2 separate regions of the Homo sapiens genome follow, and region 1 is linked to region 2. Evidence: chromatin contacts called from ENCODE Hi-C data. All regions are on one chromosome and are shown on one strand. The core of a region is the stretch at or near the end of the contact, and the rest is flanking DNA. Distances in the headings are between cores, read along the strand shown.

Region 1 (6,082 bases), core at 380-2,879, 600 kb after region 2:
GGATGAAGAGCAGAGCCAAACTCAGCACACCCAGTTGTTTTTTCCCATGTTACCAGTCAAGTACATTTGTCCCCCTCAGGGACAGCAGAGTGAGTCAAGGGTTGGACAGTGGTCAGGAATGTGCCTAGGAAAGTCCCTCCCCTCCTGGAAAAGGACATTCCTTTCTAATGGGTAGCCAACAGAATGTTGTTTATTCACGTCTAGTGCATGCTAAACTGAAATGACAGATTTGAATAGAAGTCCACAAAATATCATCAGACTATCATTTAGAGCCATATATAAATTATATAAATTCTAAAACATTCCTTTCTTGGCAAAGAAATGATGTTTTCGTAATAAACAGTACTCATTGAGGGACATGTTAAAGGATCACATTCCATCCAGTCAATGTTAAGGATGTTGGAACTGGAACTTAAAGAACATCCCATTTGGTATTTTTACTATGTTATTTATGATGAGACGTCAGCTAGTTGTTTGTGAACTAGAACACATTTTTAAGACTGATTAAATGATTTTAACCAATAACTCTTCACATCAGGTATTAAAATAGGTCTACGGTATCTATTTAAGCCAAGCCGAGCCAAACCAAACCAATAATACAATGTTCTGTCAACTGTCATGATGAACTCTGAAACTTTGTTAATATGTTACTAGATCTCAAATATGTACTCTGTCATCTCTTAACATTAGGTTGTTTTTTGTTACACAGATCTTTATTAAAATATTCACTTAAAACTTAAGTCAATCTGTATGCTAGAGTTTAAAGCCAAATAGACTTGGTTTATTTTGCATTGTTTGTACTATGGAAGCAATATTTTACTTAATTTTTACAGTGGATCAGGAAAATAACTTTATGCCACTAGCATCCATAATGTCAAGTGTACTAACAGTGAAGGATTCTACAATTTTTCATAACTGTTTTCAACACTCTTTACTAACATGATTTGTTAAAATGTCTGAATGAAACTAGATTCTGAATGCCTAAGTTTTCGGCCATTTAAAGGCTGTGGCCGGGTGAATGCTCTGTTGGAGCACTGATCATAAAGAGATCACCCCCTCAATTGTCCCCCTACCTCAGAACCCTCTGTGGGTCTCTGCAGGCCAGAGAGGAGCAGCAGGAATGGCAGCAGGCCTCCAAGGAGCCAGATTCTCATCGTTGCAGGAGGTACAGTAGTTGGGAGAAGAATCTTCTTGCATCTGTTGATCAATGGACCCATTTGCTTGTGTCACAAGTACTTCTCCTTTGCCCTTGCAGCTTCATCCTGAGATGAATTCTCAGAGTTCTCCTTTGAGGTTTTCTTTCAGTCTCATCCGTAACCGTTTTTTCCCCTGTCTATGCTGAGCAACTTCTGTTGCCCACCAACAACCAATAGCTTGTCTGAGGGAAGAAATCAACTCCGACTTCTTTGCAAAACTGAAATCTCTGTGAAATAGCCAGATGCGCACACCAAATAAGGGTTTCTAAAGAGAACCCAAGTTACTTTTCAATTAAAAAAATAAAATCTCTGATCTAGTCTGTATTCAGGGGAATGCCGAAGTCCTGTTAAGTGTCAGACTCAGCAGTTCAGCCTTCCCTTTCCCAGCCAAACAGGAAAAAGCATGCTCTGTCCAGCGTTTGGGGCCAAGTAGCATTATCTGGAGCCCCAGGCTTCCATCAAAACTGATAAGATTGGCATGCGCAGGGCGGCTGGGAACGCGCCACCCTGGGTGTCTATAGGCTCATCTGGCCCTGCTGATAGGCCCTGCCCAGGACGGGCGTTCACAGAGCAAAGTGTGTTTTAGAGTTATTGTCAAAAAGAAGGCTCTTTGTACTGCTTTTCCCTGGCACCTTTGAAACTCTCCAATCCAGAGATTGTACCTCTGGGTTCAAAGCTCTTCCCCCATTTTCTCTTCTGAAGACAGGCCCTCTGTCCGCACAGTTCCAGTCTCCAGTGAATCCTAATGACGACTGTCAGGAGACTGCTTATGTAGAGCTGACATAAGTTAAAATAGGGTCCACTGTGCAAACTTAATCCAGCACAGTTCTATTAAGCACTCTCTTTTAGGTAGGTACTACCCTTTCTAGTCTAAACATCCTTCTTCTCCTCCCAACCCTTGATATAATTATATTTTCTTGCAAATATTTTGTATTTATACTTCTGGATTCATTATTTAAGAAACTAAAAGTTAGCAATCCTTGATAATTGTTTTTCTTGCAAATATTTACTTCTGGATTCAATTTTTAACTTTTAAGGTAAACTAAGTGCTGTTCTTAAGTATTCTAGAATTTTTTGGCACCCTGAATTTTTTTAATCTAAATTTTCTGATGATCACAGCAGTTCTGTCTCATTAACAAATATTCAGAATATTTAGAAAGCACAAAGGAGAAAAAAATGACACATAACCCGTCACTTGGAGACAGCCACTAATTAGGTCTGGATTTTGATTTATACACCCTTAGACATACACACACACAGGTTTCTAGAACTGAAATAATATAGTATGCAGTTTTGCATACTGTTTATTCCCCTTAATATTTTAATGTAAGCATGTCCCTATATAATTTAATACCTATTGAAACATTTTTTAAACAAAGGTTCACTATATTCCATTACATAGGTGCTGCCACACAATGGGACAGCATGGGTGGATCCATGGACAGTCTCAGAAGAAGATTGATAAGTGACTAGAACATGGACTCTTGAATAAGACATCTCAGTTCAATTCCTGGTGCTCCTTCTTCCTAAATGTGTGATCTTGGACAAGCTACTTAACCTCTCTGTCTCTCTGTTTCCTCATGTGTTGAATGGAGATAATAATAGTACCAACTTCATTTTAGTGTTGATACATTCATACTCCTTAGAATAGCATCTGGCACCTAGAAATTTTCCAACAAATAAAACCAATTATTATTATTTGCACCAAAGTTTATTTAATAAATATCTTATATTTAGCTTGTTTTCAACTACATAAATTTTTGTGTGTTTCTCACAATTTTTAAGATGCAGTTCTAGAGATGTGACTACTGATCCATGGAATGCATATTTTTCAGATTTAATGGCAACCACTAGCAGTGTGTGAAAATATCCCTTTAAGACTTTAACAATTCTTAAGGTTCCTTATTAGCAACTGTTACTTTGGAATATTGAGATGTCATGAAGAGAACTAGACTTAGAATATGAAAATTTGAATTATAGTTTGAGTTCTACCCACAATGCTGGCTGAGGTAACTTTAAAAAATAAGTAATTTGTGCTTAGCCTCAGTTTCCTTAACCTTATAGAAAGTTGTCAGGCTTAAATAAGGTGAAACTTTTCTTTTATTGAGCAAGTACTGTACTTCAAGACCTTTTTGCATGTTATCTCAACCCATGGGACGACCATGAAGAGATATTTTAACCTTTCCTTTATAAATGTGGTTGTTGAGGCCCTGTGAAGTTTAATAACTTTTTAGTAATCACAGGTGCTTTTCTGTCTCCTGAAGCCCACGATCTTAAAACACTCTAAAAGAGTGTGTCATTTTATTATTATCTTCTATAAAGGTTTTGCTATTTTTCCTATCGTGACTGCCACTTCCAGGATAAGACCACTGGAGGGCAGCAGAAAACTTTGTAACATTTTATACCACTCAGTCTAAAAGAGGGAGAACAGAAAAGGGAATGGGGCAGGGAGCAGGAAGGGGGATAGAAAGAGAGAGAGAGAGGGAGAAAGATAGAGGGAGAGAGGGAGAGAGAGTGAGGGGGAGAGCAAAAGAGAAGGGGAGCGAGAGAGTGGGGAGGGGAGGGGAGAGAGAGAAGGTAGGGAGAGAGAGAGAAGGTGGGGAGAGAGAGAGAAAGAGAGAGACAGAGAGAGAGAACCATCAGTGAAAACAACTGGGGTAGGGAAAAGCTCAAGTTCTGGTGTATATGTGAACATATTTGAATTAAAATGAAAAGTTAAGTTTTCTGATTGTTTGGAGTCAATAAAAAGTCATCTTTTGCCTTAAGGGCTATCTTATTAAGATTCTCATGTAATAATTTAATATTAGTTAATTTAGAGTTTGGGGTGCATTCAGTTATCATTTAATGATACCCAGTTCTTCAAAATGCAGCCTATTTGTGCTGTCTTGATGGGTTGGGATATAAGTTTTGAAGTAGCACAGACCTTGTGTTGGAATTTTACTTCCATCACTTCCTACCTTTGTGAGTTGGAACAAATTACACTAATTCTCAGTTGCATTTTCTTCATATGTAAAAGTAGACATGGTAACACCAGTCTTGCAGGGTTCTGTTGACAATGAAATGAAAGACCAACAACTCATAGGGTGTCCAACACAGTGAAAGTTAACTTTATTTTTTTTTTTAAGCAGCTGTTTAAGAAGAGGTTTCGCTAATTTTCCAGATCTATTTTCTGGAATAAATTCTAGATATTCTAGACTATTCTAAACCTTCTTTCAGAGAATGGGTTGCAGTACTCACTAGAGGGCCTTTCCCAGGGAGGAAACTTATCTTCTGTTACCGTCCTTGAGGTTTGGCAATGACCTTTAGTAGTTCCTGTTTGGATCTTGTTGAACTCCTTCAGATCTGTGTCTAAATTTAATAGGAGTGTTTTATTGCCAGAAGTACTTGTTAGTCACAGGAAAGTTGTTTGATAGTGACCCCATAATTTGGTAGGCAGAATGGGTTTGAGTTATCTACGTTTTAACTTATCAGTTCCTTCTTAACTCTTAACACTCTTACAGAAGTGAGCAAAGCTCCCTCAGTTATTTCACATTTTTATAACTTTTTATTTAGATAACATTTCATGCTTACACAAAAGGTGCAAGAGTAGAAGGAATTTCGATACACTCTCCAAATTAATCAGTTGTTAATATTTTACCCCAATTGCTCTATCATTCTCTCTTTTTTTAAACAACTTGAGAATAAATTGCAAATATCATGCTCTTTTACCCTTAAATACCTCAGCATTTATTTCATAAAACAGGGACATTCTCTTATATAACCACAGTTAATTACAAATATCATTTATATAATATCGTTATCTAATCCATAGTTCATAGTCAAATTTATTAACTGTTCCTATAATGTCCTTTATGTCTCGTCCCAGGATCACAATTTGCACTTAGTTGTCAAGTCTCTGTAGTCTCTTTAAGCTGCAATACTTCCTCAGTGTTTATTGTGCCTTTTGACCTTGGCAGGTTTGAGAAGCATTGGCCAGTTATTTTGTGGAATGTCTGTCAACTGGGGCTTGCACATTATTTCCTGGTAATTAGATTCAGATTATGCAGTTCTGGCAGGGAAATCACAGGGAGAAGTTTTACCATTCTCAGGAGACATTTGCATCTATTGTTTCAATACCTTTTGCAATAATAGTTATTAAAGCAATTGCTTTATTATAGTATCTGGTTGCTTGGTTATATGTTGATCATCAGATTATGTTATTTACCCTTTCTTTTTCTCACCTTTTTCTTTAAAAGCATAGGATCTTAGTGTCAGGAAAGAGCTTTGTTTTCCTTATCGTCATCCCCAACACTCCTCTGTGAATTTCCTCAACATTGTTGACAGAGCAACTTCTGCTGCATGTGCTCTCACAACGGCTAACATTCTGTAAGTGTTTGTTGAATGAATGAGTGAATGAATAAATGCTTCCAAATTTCAGTAGCTTGGGTACCATCCCCAAGAAGGCCATTTATTCTGGGAGAGATAGAGCAGAATTCCTAGTGGTGCATAGGAGGTTCTGAGGCCCAGGCTCACAGAAAAGACATTTGCCCAAGGACTATGCCTGAGTCTATCCAAATCCTGGGGACACAATGGGCAGCAGAAGATCTGACATAACTCAGGGACCGTCTCAACCCTTGGGTAGAGCAGAGTGATTGGGAATACAGGGTAAGGGAGTAGCCATCCTTTCACACATTTGAAAATGATATATTTGCTGAACATGAGCTGTGCATGATGCTCTGGGGATTCAGCCATAACCAACCAGATATGGTCCCAGCTCTCTAGGAACTTAGATCTGTTCAATTTTGAAAGTCAGCTCATGGTAACGGGGCCTAGCAGTCAGGAGGAGATTCTGAAAAAAAGCTCCATTTCCCAAAGGGAATTTAAAAAAAGAGAGTACTAGTCACATT
Region 2 (5,628 bases), core at 885-3,384:
TGGATCATCTTTGTCTCCTATCACTATCATTTTCTTTCCTATTGCTTTCATTTTTATCTCTTTTCTTAGACATGGTTTAAACATTAATCACGTTTTAACTTACTTAACACTTGTAACAAGCCTGAGTTAAGTGCTATCATTATTCTCATTGTTTTGGTCGGGACGAAATGAAATATATTCAAGCTAGGTAATTTAAGGAGCTATTTAATAAAAGGAGCATCTAAAAGGTATGGACAGAATGTAGGATAACCCCAGGGGACAGCAAAGTGCTCTGGGTTTCACAACATTTAGGTACTGTTATCATCTTTAGGCCTGAAAGATATAGAAAGGATGTAAATACTATTTCCCTAACATAGAGTGAACTATTTTGGTAAGGGCTCTTGTTGGGGATATGACCTTCATTGAAGGGACAGAGCCCTGGGACCTCATAAGAAGGGAGCTGGGGGGGATAAACTCTCCAGCTCTACGCTCTTCTTTCTCTTTAATTTCCTTTGAGTGCTTCCCATTGCCCAGACCCAATTTGAAGCTAAAAGTCAAGATAGCTTCTTGATGCATTCCATATAGGTCAGTCTCTGCCTCCTAGGACACAAAGCAGAGTAGAGAAGGGTGGATATTGGTCTAGAGAGGCAAAATAAAAGTAGCATAATCACTTTACACTACAGTACTACTACACCATTCTGTCTCCAGCGGTGGGAGGTTAGAAAGGTAGGTAGATAGTCAACTATTTTATGGAGCAAATAGTAAAAATGTATACAGGCCTTCTGCAAACTAACCAAAAAAATAAAAAGAAAAAGAACGGGGCAAAAAATAAAAGCTTTTGATAGGCATATATCATGTTATTTTTGGAAACCACTATTAAGAACTGTAAGCTTCCTTGATTGTTACAGTGCTTAAAAGCATCCAGGAGATGGCAGCATTGGTAAGGTATTTAAAAATCAAATGTTAAAAATATTTTTCACAATTATTATTGATAGATAATGAGCTTCCCAAATGGAATAACGTTTTAAAGTATAGTTGGTCCTAAATAACTAAAAATGCAGAAATACTAAATTATTGTCAAATAATAGCGTGGCTTTATGCAGGTGGTTATTCAAGAGTACACTCACATGACACATGACAGTTCAGTAGATATTCGGACTGAAAATACAACAGATTACAACGGGGCTGAAAAATTTCTATCGCCTAATGAGGCCTAGGATAATGAGTGTGTTTGTGTCTTAGTTTGTTATTTGTTTCTTTTTTCTTTTATTTTCTTTTGAGACCTGGGTCTCGCTCTGTCACCCAGGCTGCAGTGCAGCGGTGCTATCTTGGCTCACTGCAGCCTCCGTCTCTGGGGCTCAAGTGATCCTCCTGCCTCAGCCTCTGGGGTAAGATTCCAGGCATGCACCATCACCCTTGGCTAATTTCTATATTTTTTTGTAGGGATGGGGTTTCACCATGTTGCCTAGGCTGATCTCAAACTCCTAAGCTCAGGAGATCCTCCCACCTCGGCCTCCCAAAGTGCTGGGACTACAGGCGTGGGACTGTGTGGCCCGACCTGACAAAAACAAGTTTAATAACTAGAGGCAACTATTCACAAATCATATACAAAATATCATATGTGAGATGTGGTGGCTTATTAAAATCTAGATATCACAGACATCATATCAGTTATGAGGCAAAAAAAATTAATCTGCCTTTAAATGTTATTTCTAAACTGTTTTAATCATTTCCAACATTGAAACATAAATTGTTAAAGATACACCTAGATGTCAATATTCTGGCCCAGGTACTTAACTGGGTACAGGAGACAAAATACTAAAAAACAATCTGACCTTCTAAACCCTCAGCCTGAGATGGAAACAGACAACTCCATTGAATTACAATTCGATCTGACTCTAATAGCAAGGTGCCATCTAAATGGGAGGGCCAACTTGCCTAACTCCACCTTGACAGACGGGGAAGGCTTCACCAGGGAGGGAGCACGGAGCAGAGATTTTGAGAGATGAGCCTGCGTTTGCCAGGATAACCACAGGGAGAAGGCCACTGCCTGCAGAAAGAGGAGCAGGCGTAGGGGAGGGTAGACATGAAACAGCACACCCTATCCCAATGGTTAACCAGAGGCAATATCGCTCCCGGGGGAGATTTCGAAATGTCTGGTAACATTTTTGCTTGTCACCACTGGAGGAGTGCTACTGGCAGCTAGTGGGTAAAGGTCAGGGATGCAGCTAAACGTCCCACAGTGCACAGACAGCCAACCACGACAAATGAATTATCTGACCTCAAATACTGCCACTGTTGAAAAACTGCTGTAACCGCAAATGGCATCTCTTTGAATGGCAAGGTTACAGAAAGGAATAGCAAAAATGCAGCGATGATCCAGGAACGTTTTCTAAAAGGGGGCGGGGATAAAATTAGGGAAGGTTTATTGACACCCCCCAAAAAAAAGAGAAAAAAAGAGAGAAAAGTTTAGATTTTATTGTAAATGTGAGAGAGAGCCAGACACAATCAGCTTTGCTTACTAGAAAGATTGCTGTGGCTGTGGGAAGAGAATGGACTGAGATGGCGACGCTGACAAACAAAGAAAATTGGTATTTTAACAATTTCACTTCTCTTTTCTTTATCAAGGGGAATATCTTACAAATGAAAAAATAGAAGACTGGTAAGAGGAAATTGAAACTCTAGATTGATGTCTAGATTGTAAGAGGGCAAGTAGCTGCTCCAGTGATTTCAAGATTTGTGATGAAGATAAATTAAACTGCCATGTCTGCGCCTCACTTCCTGAATCCCTCCCTCCCGCTGGCCTGCACCGCTGCCCCTCCCTCCTGTCTGGCGTGGTTCCTTAAAGCCCTGCATTTGACTCCCTACCTTGGCTCCCATTCTTTATTTATCCCACCTGACTGGCAACCCAGATTTGACTTGTTCTTCCAGTTCTGACTTGGAAACTACCCATCAGCCCTTTGCGCAGATGCCGAGGGTTAGAAATGCCCCACTCCTTAGCCCCAGGCACAGTGAGACTAACCCCATAAGGGTGGCGGTGAAGGGGAGGGGAGAGTTTGACAAATCTCCTCCCAAGTGATAAGAGAATTTATGGATGAGATTAGCAAAACGCTGTTAGTCCAGACATCAGAGTAAGAGCCAAATCCTGTTTCCTACAGTGTCCCCACCCCACCTCTCACCTCTACTCCTACCATCCTGCCCCTCAGTCACCCAGCCCAGCCATGCTGGCCTCCTTCTGCCTCAAAGAGTTTGCATTGGCTGATTCTGTCTAGATGAAAAACAGAATTCACTAGAGAGCTTTCATAAAATGCCCGGATCTGACCCTTACATCCTTTTATTTTTCCTTCTGGGTTTGGCTTTCTCTTTCTTCTTTCCTTCCCTTGCACTCATATCAGCACCTCTACCCCACCCCCAACTCTTACCACACCCGTGTCAAGAACTGGATTTGTGTCTGCCATATTTTCTCCATGTTCACATAGACTATTTAAGTAAATAAGAAAACCCTGAACGAAAGAGAAACATGAGGATGATAGCCCAGCTTTACTCTTCTACCCCTCCCCATCTCCTTACGATCCCTACTAGCTGGACCCAATTGGAAGCCAGAGAGCAAGGAAGCTCATTGGTGCAGGTCATGTAGGTCAGCCTCTGCCTCCTGGGACACAAAACAGATAAGAGGACCTTGAAGCTAGAGAGGAAAAATAAAGAATAACCTTTTTCCGACCACACAACTTAAGAAACAAAGCACTGGGCATGGTGGCTCATGGCTGTAAACCCAGCATGTTGGGAGGACGAGGCAGGCGGATCACCTGAGGTTGGGAGTTCGAGACCAGCCTGGCCAACATGGTGAAACCCTGTCTCTACTAAAAATACAAAATTAGCTGGGTGTGGTGGCACATGCCTGTCATATCAGCTACTCAGGAGGCTGAGGCAGGAGAATCGCTTGAACCCGGGAGGCAGAGATTTCAGTGAGCCGAGATAGTGCCACTGCACTCCAGCCTGGGCAACAGAGTGAGACTCCATCTCAAAAAAAAAAAAAAAAAGTTATTTAAATCTTCTGACTAGGCCAGGTACGGTGGCTCACACTTGTAATCCTAGCACTTTGTAAGGCTGAGATGAGAGGACTGCTTGAGCCCAGGAAACCAAGACCAGCCTGGGCAACATAGCAAGACCCTATCTCTGTTTTTTTTTAATTAATATATTTTATAAATAAAAAAATAAAAAATAAAAATTAGCTGAGTGTGGTGCACACCTGTGGTCCTAGCAACTCAGGAGGCTGAGGTGGGAGGATCACCTGAACCTGAGAGGTCAAGGCTGCAGTAAGCCATGATCATGTCAATGCACTCCAGCCTGGGTAACAGAGTAGGACCCAGTCTCAAAAAAAAAAAAAAAAAAAAAACTTCTGGCCTGGTGTGGTGGCTCACACCTGTAATCTCAGCACTTTGGGAGGCTGAGGCAGGAGGGTCACAGGGTCAGGAGTTCAAGACCAGCCTGGCTAAGATGGTGAAACCCCATCTCTACTAAAAATACAAAAAAATTAGCCAGGCATGGTGGCAGGTGCCTATAATCCCAGCTACTCAGGAGGCTGAGGCAGAGAATTGCTTGAACCCAGGAGGCAGAGGTTACAGTGAGCTGAGATGGTGCCATTGCACTCCAGCCTAGGAAGCAGAGCAAGATTCCATCTCAAAAAAAAAAAAAAAAAAATTCTGTGAAAATACAAATATTGCAAACATTTTCTCTCAGTCTACAGATTACATTTTCATTTTGTATGTGGTATCTTTTCATGAAAATAAGTTTTTATTTTGTTTTATTTTTTAAGACAGGGTCTCACTGTCACACTGGCTGGAGTGCAATTGTATGATCATAGCTCACTGCAGCCTCTGTCTCCTGGTCTCAACCAATTCTCTTGCCTCTGCCTCCCAAGTAGCTGGGACTACAGGTATGCGCCACCACACCCAGCAAATTTTTCTGTTTTGTTTTTGTAGAGATGGGGTCTTGCTTAGTTGCCCAGGCTGGTATCAAACTTCAAGCAATCCTTCCACCTTGGCCTCCCAAAGTGCTAGGATTATAGGAGTGAGCCACTGCTCCAGTCAGAAGTTTTTAATTTTAATATAGTCAAATATATCAATTGTTTCATTGACTTTAGAGTTTTATTAGAAATGGCTGTTGAAATTTATCAACTATCTTTTCAAAATCTACTTAGATTATTTAAAACTTGATAATATAGGCCAGGCACAGTAGCTCACGCCTGTAATCCCAGCACTTTAGGAGGCCGAGGCGGGCAGATCACGAGGTCAGGAGATTGAGACTATCCTGGCTAACACGGTGAAACCCCATCTCTACTAAAAATACAAAAAATTAGCTGGGCATGACGGCAGGTGCCTGTAGTCCCAGCTGCTCCAGAGGCTGAGGCAGGAGAATGGTGTGAACTCAGGAGGCAGAGCTTGCAGTGAGCCAAGATCACACCACTGCACTCCAGCCTGGGCGAGAGTGTGACACTCCGTCTCAAAAAAAAAAACAAAACAAACAAAAAAAAACTTGCTAATATAACTAATTATACTGAGAGTTTTCCTGATATTGAACTATCCTTGAATTCCTACAATAAGTCCTAAATTGGGTAATCTTTTTTTTTTTTTTTTTTTTTTTTTAAGA

What was found. Hi-C counts contacts between places; a loop is a spot of excess contacts on that map. Pooled maps may share reads with other maps.
Region 1: a map of B cell shows a loop between it and region 2 (31-fold over the local background). The contact joins the promoter of ART4 here to the enhancer-like site in region 2. A Hi-C loop is called at or near these places in 3 of 168 maps with a recorded cell type or tissue (B cell, PC-9 and naive thymus-derived CD4-positive, alpha-beta T cell), 1 of 37 single-sample maps with no recorded cell type and 10 of 50 pooled maps.

The regions. Positions count from the first base shown.
Region 1 is chr12:14,841,897-14,847,978 of GRCh38, forward strand. ART4 (ADP-ribosyltransferase 4 (inactive) (Dombrock blood group)) reads right to left here and starts at 1,630. Exons shown (of 3, transcript NM_021071.4): 1 at 1,074-1,630. The coding sequence starts at 1,217.
Region 2 is chr12:14,237,482-14,243,109 of GRCh38, forward strand. No RefSeq gene overlaps it. Among named protein-coding and RNA genes, the nearest start is that of ATF7IP, 130 kb to the right of the region's middle. RefSeq lists enhancers at 1,744-2,683, 1,838-1,917. Within about 2 kb of position 2,135, at least 19 of the 41 ENCODE cell types and tissues checked have a DNase peak (open chromatin) inside an H3K27ac peak, as active enhancers do; they include B cell and PC-9, where a contact is called at or near this core.